Linked DNA regions of Mus musculus: region 2 is linked to region 1. Evidence: chromatin loops called from intact Hi-C (ENCODE). Cell type or tissue: heart. All regions are shown on one strand. Each heading gives the region's core, and the rest is flanking DNA. Links, peaks and the distances in the headings are about the cores only. Region 1 has its middle 16 kb from the start of Gm33958. Region 2 holds the start of Gm34084 (predicted gene, 34084).

Region 1 (5,379 bases), core at 121-5,120:
AAAAGTAGGGCACTTTGTTAAAATATCTAAATTTAAATATGCAATAACATCATACTGAACACTATGATTGAAACAAAACACAGCTGTAATTTACTGATAGAAAAATAAACATCAAAAGCAAATTCTCTCTCTCTCTCTCTCTCTCTCTCTCTCTCTCTCTCATGTAAGCCCAGGCTAGCCTTGACCTTGAACCCTTGACTCTCCCCACCCCCCTCATCTACTTCTCAAGTTCCATGACTACAAGCCTGTGTGTGTCATTATGTCCATTTATTTACTTACTTGCTTATATATCTACTTAGTTATTCTGATTTCATTGAGTCAGGGTCTGTTTTGTAGCCTAAGCTAGTCTCAAACTCACTATGTAGCCCAGACTGGCTTCAAACTTAGAATTCCCCTGCCTCAGCCCTCCAGGTGACGGGATTGCATGCTGTTACTACTCTTTAATTAATAATGTGTCCAAACTTGTATTCTTTCTATCCCGTCCGTGGTACTAGAGATGGAACCTAGAGTCTCATTCACGCTAAGTGAGCACTCCACCACTAAGTCAGTCCTCCTTTGCTTCTTTCCCTCCTTCTGTTTATTTGAAACAGCATCTTAACTAAATTTCCCAGGCTGGCCTTGAACTTACTCTATAGCCCAGGAAGACCTTGAATTTGGACTCCTCCTGCCTCAGCCTCCTACGTAGCTGGGATTATAGGCTCACAGACTCTTATTCTTATTTCGTACATGATTAGAGTATCAGTCTGCACGCCATCTGTACTGCTGCTCGTCAGGATCCAGTCTCTTCCTGACCAATGGGATCCTCTCCCATCTGGCCATCACCCACCCTCTTTCAGTTACTGACAACCCACGATGATGACTGTCAATAGGGTGCAAGTAGAGTCGGCATGTTCTAGACACAGGCAGAGCACATGCCATCCCTCTTGCTTCTTCTTGATGGCTAAATGGAGGCAGATGGTTCTGCCCCTCCAAGCCTATAGAGGCACAAGAAGAAGCATGTGAGACAGTGGAAGGAAGAGGAAACAGCCAAGCAGAAAGAGACTGGTCCTTCATTTTTATAGATGCCCACTTTAGCCTTGGGGCGTCTGCCCCCAGACTTCACCCCATGAGACGGAAATACATGTTTTCTAACAGTCATTGTCGTTTCTGGTTTTCTGCTAATCCACCAGACACTTTTCCAAGTGCTACAGATACAGAAATCAGCAAGAAGCACACACTCCCTGCTCTTATCCAACCTGCATCCCAAGGCAGACCAGAGACAACCCAACCACCCTGTAGTGTAGAGTGTAGGCTGCTGAGAAATATGAAGTGTGGGTCTGGGGATGGGAAAGGGAATGGGCTTGGAGGCAAGCACAGTCCCCTGAGGCAGAAGCATTCTTATGTTCTAGGAATAACAAGAGGTTCAAATCGCCTTGTCAGCAGCATAGCCTATACAGACCAGGTCAGAGAATTAAGAAGGAACAAAATTAAAGGAACAAAATTTAATTTTTTTTTTTTACTTCCTCTTCTTGAGGCAGGGTTCTAATGTAGCTGAAGTTGGCCTTGAATTTTCAATCCTCCCCTCTTCTGGCCTCTACTTCCCGGTTAGATTTGCAAACATCTGCCGCCACACATGGGAATTCCGAGGGCATGGTAAGCATTTCAGTTTTTTTGTTTTTGTTTTTGTTTTTCGAGATAGAATTTCTCTGTGTAGCCCTGGCTGTCCTGGAACTCACTTTGTAGACCAGGCTGGCCTGGAACCCAGAAATCCGCCTGCCTCTGCCTCCCCAGTGCTGGGATTAAAGGCGTGAGCCACCACGCCCGGCTTGCTTTTCAGTTTTATGCTGAATGAGCAGGATGGACTGTGAGTTTTCAGCACATATCTTTAGAGATTCACCCTGCCTGATGAGTTAGAGGCTGGATTCAGAAACTGATGTGATAATCCCGGAGAATTTATTGGTGACCTGAACCAGGGTAGCAGTAAAGAAAGCAGGGAAGAAACCAAATCCTCGTCCTGATGTCATCTGCAAAGCAGAGCTTTTCAGGTTTGTCCAAGCTAAGAATGTGGGCTAGGTCAGAAGGCAGTGTCTTCTTGTAGGCACTCAATGCCCATTTCATATAGAAACGAAAGAATAGTTTGCCCAAGATGACCCAGCAAAGATTTTCAGAGCCAGAAATCAAATCCGGATGTGTTTTGTTTGAGAGCACACCCTTGCCTCCACCCCGGTCTCCTGCTCCCTCGGACAACTTCCAAGCTGGGATCACATGGAAATATCATAGGTCAAGACAGCCAGATCCCACATGCCTGGCCCATACATAAAACAGAAACAGGACAAAGGCACACAGCTGGACTAGTACCACATACTCCTGCCTTAAATAACCCCGCCTGTCACGTGAAGCACAAGACCAGAGCTATACCCTGCGACGCAGACAAGCCCTTGACCCTGGCAGCAGGCTTTACCAACTGGGCTTTAGCAACAGCTTGGGATTGCTAAAATCTGACCAAATGACTTTACTCTTGGCAGAGGCTGCTAGGCCATTCATCATCACAGATTTACTCAAAGGGTCAGAATACTAAAGCTATGAACCCACCGTGGAGAGGACTCAAAAAAAAAATCATGTTTTCAAAGTGTTAGGATTATTTTTATCATATCCTGACCCAGAAATATTAAAGCTGATGTTGGGAAGGTTTTCTGTCAACAATCTGCATGGGAGAGTTCACTCCTTACTCTACTTGAAATTTTCTAGCTGGAAGGTTTTCTCAATGTGACACAACAATGCAAGTGTGTTCGTGTTGCGGAAGCTTTTTAGAATAGGTACACACACACACACACACACACACACACACACACACACACACCACTGTAAGTAGTTAACCATGGGCCTAACACAGTTTCGAAAGTTTTCAAACATCTCAGGGTAATGCGCCACCAAAATTCCACAATATGAGATATGTTGATAGGAACCGAGGTTTCTTTCCTAACTTTCACATTTCCTATTACCAAAATTAGAAAGTCATCGCATCAACTTTTCTTCTCTATCTTCCCCCTTCTTTATTATCTCTCTTTCCTCCTCTTTTCTCCCCTCCTGGACCTTTTCCCCTGTCCCCCCCCCCACCCCCCTCGCTGGGTCGATTTTCTGCTGTACAGCCTCCCAGACCCCAGAGGTCCAACTGTTAAGAACACCAATTTCCAGCTGAGGGCTCACTCCAGAGAGAGTGAAGGATAACTGACACCAGAATTTATTGCCCCCAAAAAACAACCTTCTTAACTCAAAGCAAAACCGTAATTACGGGTGAGAAAGACACTCCCTGTTAACTGGCTGTGAACGAGTGATTTATTTACAAGGCATCCTCCCTCCCAGCAGAAAGCTCTTGGCAGTCACAAATACAGATTCTTGTGTATTCAGAGGCAAAGCGCAGAGGAGCAGAAGAGAGAGTTAAAAGGACATTCTGCACGGGAAGTGTGCCTCTTTCCACCGAATTTACCCCGTAAAGCCACAACACTAAGAGCCCCTGGAAAATCCCCCACTAGGGAAACAAACTTGCACCATGGCAGTGACAAAGACTCCGCATCCCCTCTCCTCTCCCCCCACTTGCTCTCCCTCCTCTCCCCTTCTCCTCGCTCCCCAAGCCCCCCTCCCTGTCTCTCTTCTCTCATCTCTTTCTCTATCTCTCTGTCTCTCTCCCCCAGCTATCTCTTTCTCCCCCACCCCCGCCCACTTTCCTTTTTAATGTGATTCTTTTCCCTGTGAAATCTCCCTGTCACTACTTACAACTTACAGGAAGGCAGTTCTTGCAAGGATGAGGAAAAAAACCCAACACACATTTAATTCACAAACCTGACCCAGCAGAGATAAGTGCTTTTAAATAGTATTAAGTTCTTGTTTTCAGGGAACTGTCAAACTTTAAAGCTAACATAACACTCTGAGATAAGCAGGCTATTGAGGGCTTGTCTCTCTGACAAAGCAGGTTGGGGGAAGTCCTGGCAAAGAAACTGCAGGGGGCTTGAAGAGAGGAGTCTGCTCAGGCCTCCAAAGGATGGAGGAACCAGGCCATAGAATCACCTAGAGAGACATTCGGCCGCCATAGCTCTGCTCGGCTCAGGCTCGTTTCTTCAGTGTCTCCACCTGACCCAGCATGGTTCCTGGAAGGGATATGACCAGAAGCCCTTGACCCCACTCTCCAGACGTCAGCTTAGCTGTTCCACCAAAGCCAGTCCCTCTGATGCAGGAGCAATGGCTCTCAATTACTTCTAGGACAGATGTAGATTCCAAACAGCACTAACCTTTGGAAAACCTCTCCAGGAGACTGGGAACTGACTTCTGAACAAGGGCCTCATATCAAGGGAGAGTGAGTTGGTTCAGTTTTCTGCATGGAAGGTTTTTCTGGGTTTTGTTGTTTGTTTGGTTTTGTTTTGTTTTGTTTTTTGTTTTTTTGGGTTTTGTTGTTGTTTGTTTTTGTTTTGGGGTGTGTGTTTGTTTGTTTGGGGTAGAAGACATGAATGTATGTACCCAGAGTGCACAAGGGTTCAAGTCCTTTTAGTAGGGAACTTAGGCTCTGAGTCTCATGTGATCAAGTAGTTGGAATAGTTAAAATGACTCCCTATAGACATGACCTGTGGTGACTTAGCAAAGTGCCTGGACTTAAGCTACATCACATTGCTGCTTAACACAGGGGAGTCATCTTCTCTGCTGCAAACTCAAAGTTAATCCCTCTAAACCCAGACATGTGACCCTCTGGGAGTCAAGAAGGCCACGGGACAGTTGGCTCCACAGAGCCTAAGCTTCAGAAGAAAATTCTACAAGCATACACCATTTCTGTGAAGAAGACAGAGTTAAGCCACATGCCTGGACCTCAATAGTTGGAGGGGTGAGGCTGGAGGGTTTTGAGTTCTAGACCAATGTGGGCTATACTTGAAAAAAGAGAGGAAAGCGGGGACAGCTGGAATGGCTCACAGTTCGAGAGGATACAGTCCATCATGGTCTTGAAGCCATGGGGGCAGAGATGTGAGGCAGCTTGGTCAGATGAGAGGACAGGAAGTGGACCAAGTCTACCCCTGGTGACTCATTTCCGGTGGGGATGTGTCTTAGCAAATTACTATAGCTACCTAAATTCCAGATGGTCTCGTTTCCATTCCTACACTAAACACACTAAGTGTCGGATACTGAAAGGAATGTGGGTGTGGGAAGGATCTGAGGTTTAGGATGAAGGTGGGAAGGAGGGAAGAGAAGGGTAGGAGAGAGCAGTGGGTGGACGGATGGGCTTGCTGGAAAGGAAAGATGCCAGCAAGCAGGAAGTTTCCTTAACTAGTTGTAAATAATAATCCAAACACATAGATGCACTGTGGATGCTTTCTTGTCCACATGCTGAGAGGAGAGGGCGTGTCTGTCTACCCCATG
Region 2 (5,379 bases), core at 240-5,239, 64 kb after region 1:
GGGAAACAGACAAGAAACAACAGGACCACAAGGAAACTATGGTAACTGTTTAAGTAAGGTCAGGGAGGCCGGAAATAAAATGACCCCAACAGGAGGAAAGGACACAGAACCCTATGGCTGAGCGTGTCTGACAAGCTGACCCTCGGCTGGCAGAGAAGGCATCCGCCCAAGATGTGAGGTCAAGAAACTGTGAGAAGTCTCAAAGTCACTCGCAGGTGCACTGTCACCAAGCAAGTGTGCTGTCACCAAGCAAGTGCTTAGTGCGTTTGTGGGAGATGCTGGATCTGAGACCCGTCCCAGGGAATGCAGAAAGAAGAGCGGTGGACGGAAGCCAGGAGGAAGATGTTTTCTCAAGACTATATAGCACATGGTCTTGGTATTGTACCCAGGTGACCCACAGAAAGGTGAGCTGCTCTCCTCTCTCACATCCAAAACAGAGAGAGTGCCTCCGGCTCAGGCATATTGAGGGCAGAGACACACACCAGCCTGGAGAAGCCTGTGGCAGAAACTTAGGGCCATGCTAGAGAATGCTGTTCCGGAGTGGATCTCAGAGCAAAACACCGCATAAGGGCCAGAAACTAAAGTACACACACAAATGACTTGTCTTAGGGTTTCTGATGCTGTGATCAAGTAAGTTTGGGGCGGGGGGGGGGGGAGGGTTTATTTGGCTTACATTTGCACATCATAGTCCACCACTGAAGGAAGTCAGGACAGGAACTCATGCAGGGCAGGAACCAGAGGCGGGAGCTGATGCAGGGGACAGGGAGGAGTGCTGCTTACTGGGTTGCATATCACAGCTTGCTCAGTCTGCTTTCTTAGAGAACCCAGGACCACCAGCCCAGGGAGAACAGCAAGTACAGTGGGCTGGGCCCTCACCCATCAATCACTAAGTAAAAAAAAAATGCCCTCTAACCGTATCTTATGGAGGCATTTCCTCAACTGAGTTTCCCTCCTTTCAGGTGACTCTAGCTTGTGTCAAGTTGACAGAAAACTAGCTGGCACATAACTCTAGGGACTCTAGAAAATAGCTGCCTGGGGGCTCAGCAAGAAGGACAACACAGGCCAGTAAGGTTTAATTTCTAAAGGTGTGTTCGACCTTTTCTGTACCCACGGGCTGGCAAGACCTAGAAATAGCTCCCATTGCAAACACAACCACCACTCTTCCTACACTTCATGACAATCCGCAGTTGGAATGACGGTCTCCCTGGCAGGTCCCTGAATGTCACACATGCGCACACAGAAGCATCCTTGAGTCTGTGGTCTCAGTACAGGGCACAGGGCACATACTAGGAATCTCGTCAACATTAGTCTGAAAGACCCATAACGTGAGGACTCGCCCACGTTCTGACTCAGGAGAGGCGACACCCCAAAACCACCAACGAGAAACGGACTTGCTGCAAATTGCAAGAGGATTTTTATTCAAGAGCGCTCTCGGGCCCATGGTCATACACCACGCAGGGGTAGAGGACCGTGGCGCCCCCAGTAGCTGGATAAGGGGGTATTTAAAGGAAGGAACCACAACTCAAGGAGGTGGGAAGGGCGTTGTTGGAAAATACCAAAAATACCAGTTAAGAGTCACAAGGAAGTACAAAGTCACAAGTGTCAGGTTATCTCTCAAGACAGTTTCTAAGAGCCCCTAACAATCTAAGAGCCCCTTGCAATAGCACCTTTGCATAGTGGGTTCCAGCAATGGTCAGGGTGGGTCAGGGTGACTTTCTTTGAATGAATACTCCTTGAACACAGGAAGCGGGTGGGTGGAGGAATGTCGCTATCTGTTTTATGATTAGCATACCTTGGAGCACTGAGTTTACTACTCTTTCAAGTCCACACATGGATAACTACCGAGAGAATCCCATCACTCCGCCCTCCGTCTAAAGTAACATTACTATGGAACTGTAGCTTTAGGAATGAGAATCAATAAGGTGCCTCCCATGGGAAACATGAATTCTGAGGTGGCTACAGGGTCCCGGAGGTATGGCTGGGGGGAAAAAATAAAATGCTCCTATTTCCCTGCCCCTCAGGAAACTGAGCAGCTTTTGAGCTGAAGAATATAGGTTGCTCAGCAAAAATTAGCCTGCAAAATCAGAGAGATTAAAAAAAATTCTTTCCCCACTCCACAACATGGGGTTGTACTTTTTAAGGCTGAGGCCAAAGATTTCAGTAACTGACACAAGTATGCACAGGCCCACACCACATCTCCAGTCTTCCTGCATGGGGCCAGAAAGATCAACAAGCATTTATTTTAAATGAGTATTTGGACCAGGCATGGTGGTACATGCCTATAGTTCCGGCACTTGGAAACTGAGTCCGAGAAAAACATGCAGCCAGGTCAAGGCTAGCCTGGGCTACTTAAGTGAGTTGAAGTCTAGCTTGGGCTACCTAGACAATATCTCCAAATGCTTAATTAGTCAATTGAAATGAAGCAAGGGTCTGAGAGGCACCGAGGGAGAACTATGATCCAAATATGGCTACAGAAATGTCCCATGGGAACAGCCGCCAGTTATACCTGCCGCTGCAACTCCATCAAAGTGAAATTTCAGAGGTAGAAAAGGTAGACAGTAGACAGCCACACCTTCTGCAGCAGGACAGCAGTCACCCCACCCAACCCAACTCACAAAAGAGTGCGGGCAAGTTTTAGGGTCCCCGTCATTGGATAAGGATTCTTCCTGGTGCCTTCGCCTGGCAAGGATCACCACACAGGCTGCACCTCCGTCCTTGTGAAACGGTAATGCTGGAGCCAACAGTTAAGCCAAATTTAAGCCTTGTCTAGATGAGGATCTTGAAGGCAAGCTGGCTGAGAGCCGAAGAGGGAAGGAAGCTGAAAAGCTGTGTGTATTTATGACCTAAGAGCCAAATTAACTTCCTCCCACTTTTTCTCCCTCTGGAGTCACTGGTGACTTTTTTTTTTAACTGCTGTACCAAAGGCCCACATGTTACAACACCAGACCACTCAGCCCCGCCACCATTGCTAGATAGAAAAAGACCACTCCTCAGGCCAGGCCAGGTTGACCTTTCAATATAGTGGAATTATTTCCAAAGTGAAGAAAACGTGAATATCCATCACCATGCTTGGAGAGTGTTAAAAATGAGTGCTCAGATATGTACACAGATATTAAATGGCTTTTGGTTGTATTCCTGGGGTCTGTGAGATACAGAAAGTGGTGAGTCTGCCCATTACTTCACAGAATGTGATAAAGACACATGAAAGAGATGGGCTTTGTGAGACTGGTATGGTCCAAAGGCATGCTGAATTCCCCTACCCTGTGTGAATATCCCTCCATAGCCACAGGCTCCAAATTCACGGCTTCCACCAACCATTGATAGAAAAATATTTGGGAAAAAGGCACCTGTAACAAACACTTACAAACATCTCTCCTTGTCACAGTCCCCAAAACAATACAATATAACAACTTTTTGCAGAGCATCTAGGTTGGGGAGGTGTTCTTGGGTGCCTAGCCATGATGTCAAGAGTGCAGAAGGTATGTATGTGCAGAGTACGGAGTAAACAGATGGATGGAGGGTCCATCTTTTTTTTTTTTTTAAGAATACAGTTTCTGGTAAGGCTTGGCCTATACTCCAGAAGTACATGGACCATACAAATTGGAGGCAGTGAGCTATTCCATTTAAAAAGGCAGACAGGAGAGAGACAGAGAGACAGAGAGAGACAGAGAGACAGAGAGAGACAGAGAGACAGAGACAAAGAGAGAGACAGAGACAAAGACAGAGAGAGACAAAGAGAGACAGAGAGACAGAGAGATAGAGAGATAGAAAAAGAGACAGAGACAGAGAGACAGAGAGAGACAGAGACAGAGAGAGACAGAGAGACAGAAAGAGAGAGACAGAGAGACAGAGACAGAGAGAGAATACAAAGAGGGCAGGGGTAGGGAAGTGGGTAAATAGGGAGAAAGGAGGAGGAGGAGTTGGGCTGAACAAGATCAAAATACAAACGACACCCTATGAAATTCTCAAGGAATGAATTGAAATTTTTAAAGAAGAAAAAATGTTTTAAAAGAGCTGTATAGCTTCTTGTTCATAAAACTCTTTTGCGGTTCGGCATCCCTGAAGACTCCTTGATGCAGACAGAGTACCAACCATAGAAGCCAAGCCCAGGTGTCAGGTAGCCACAATGAAATCACTGTCATCGCCTTCAGCCACAAACACTGCTGGGCACACTAGTGATCCTCGTCCCTCCACACGGAAGGCAAGGCTGGCAGAAGGCAATAGTCCATCAGGAGAGCCACTGGCGGAGACAGAGAGGCATGTACCTTCTTATGTTGGGCCCAGAGCAGAGGAGAAAAACCCATTACACATTGCCTGTGGCTTAACCTAGAGCCACAAGGACAACTTGGCAAAGGGGGCATCTGGGAGAAGGAGGGACTCACATCCAAGCCTCACACAGAAGCATCCAAAGGCAAAGAAAATAGAGGAAGGATACATTTGCAGGCGTGAAGGCCAGTTAGAACACAGACAGACAGACACACATAAGCAGCATGTTAGTTTTGGCCTTCCTGCTGGTAATCTTTCCGTGTTTTGTGTCTGCTCCAGGACAAACCTTGACCTCCCTCCAGTTTCTTCCCACATGTTAGCCGTCTGGCGTTCATGAATCCTAAATTTCAAAAAGCCTCTAAAGTTCCTAAGACATTCTGAATCAAGGCCATTGTACTCAGTGTCTCCGCGGAGACCTACCAACCACACACCTGTGACCACAGCTCTCCTGTCCGCTGCTCTCATTTTCAATTCTCTGCCTCGCACGGCCCTGTTTCATCCCTTCCTCCTCTGACATGTGTTCCCTGGGGCATGGAAATCATCCCCTGACAAGGCTAGATGAGGGATCAGGGCAAGGACCACGGGGTCTCTGATCTAAAATCGGAGCCTCCCTCTGGGATAAGCGAAGTTTGGAGGCTGCAGGCACATGGAAGATAGACAACACCAATGTCATATCTCCCTGTGCTGTGCGTGGTCAGGATCCAGCATCAGCATCACCTGAGGGCTTGTTAAACATGCAGCATCCCAGCATCAGTGATGGGCTCAGATGATGTATTTAAACAGTATCCTACGAGGAAGCTAGACTTACATCAAAGAGGCTGTCTAATATCTATACCAACTAACATAGCTAACTTCAGAACCACCTGCCACAAGTACTCTGACCTTCTTATTACAGAGGTGATAGACCTTTATCATAATAACAAAATAACAGGAGAATCAACTTCAGAGGGGAAAATGGGGGCTGTGCACTTATGGGCCTAAAGGTTGTAGTTTGTGGTCACGCAGAACAGTTGCTTTGAGTCTGAGCCAACAAGGCACGTTGTGACTGTGTGAGAGAATGCGGAAGAGGAAGTCTGCTCACTTCACAGGAGTCAGGACGAAGGAGAGGGCCAG

What was found. A loop is a pair of places that touch in the nucleus more often than their neighbours do. Peaks named below come from ENCODE experiments on the same cell type or tissue, not always from the same donor. Only the 100,000 strongest peaks of a DNase experiment are listed, where the experiment ranks them.
Region 2: it touches region 1 in a loop (2.2-fold over the local background); 2 of 42 quality-filtered maps call a loop at or near these places.

Annotation. Positions count from the first base shown.
Region 1 is chr13:44,413,824-44,419,202 of GRCm38, forward strand. No RefSeq gene overlaps it. Among named protein-coding and RNA genes, the nearest start is that of Gm33958, 16 kb to the left of the region's middle. In heart, for the core only: no CTCF peak of the experiment used is centred there; a DNase peak (open chromatin) is centred at 2,288; H3K27ac peaks cover 2,517 bases.
Region 2 is chr13:44,477,517-44,482,895 of GRCm38, forward strand. Gm34084 (predicted gene, 34084) reads right to left here and starts at 2,811. Exons shown (of 2, transcript NR_167749.1): 1 at 2,616-2,811. In heart, for the core only: no CTCF peak of the experiment used is centred there; a DNase peak (open chromatin) is centred at 2,785.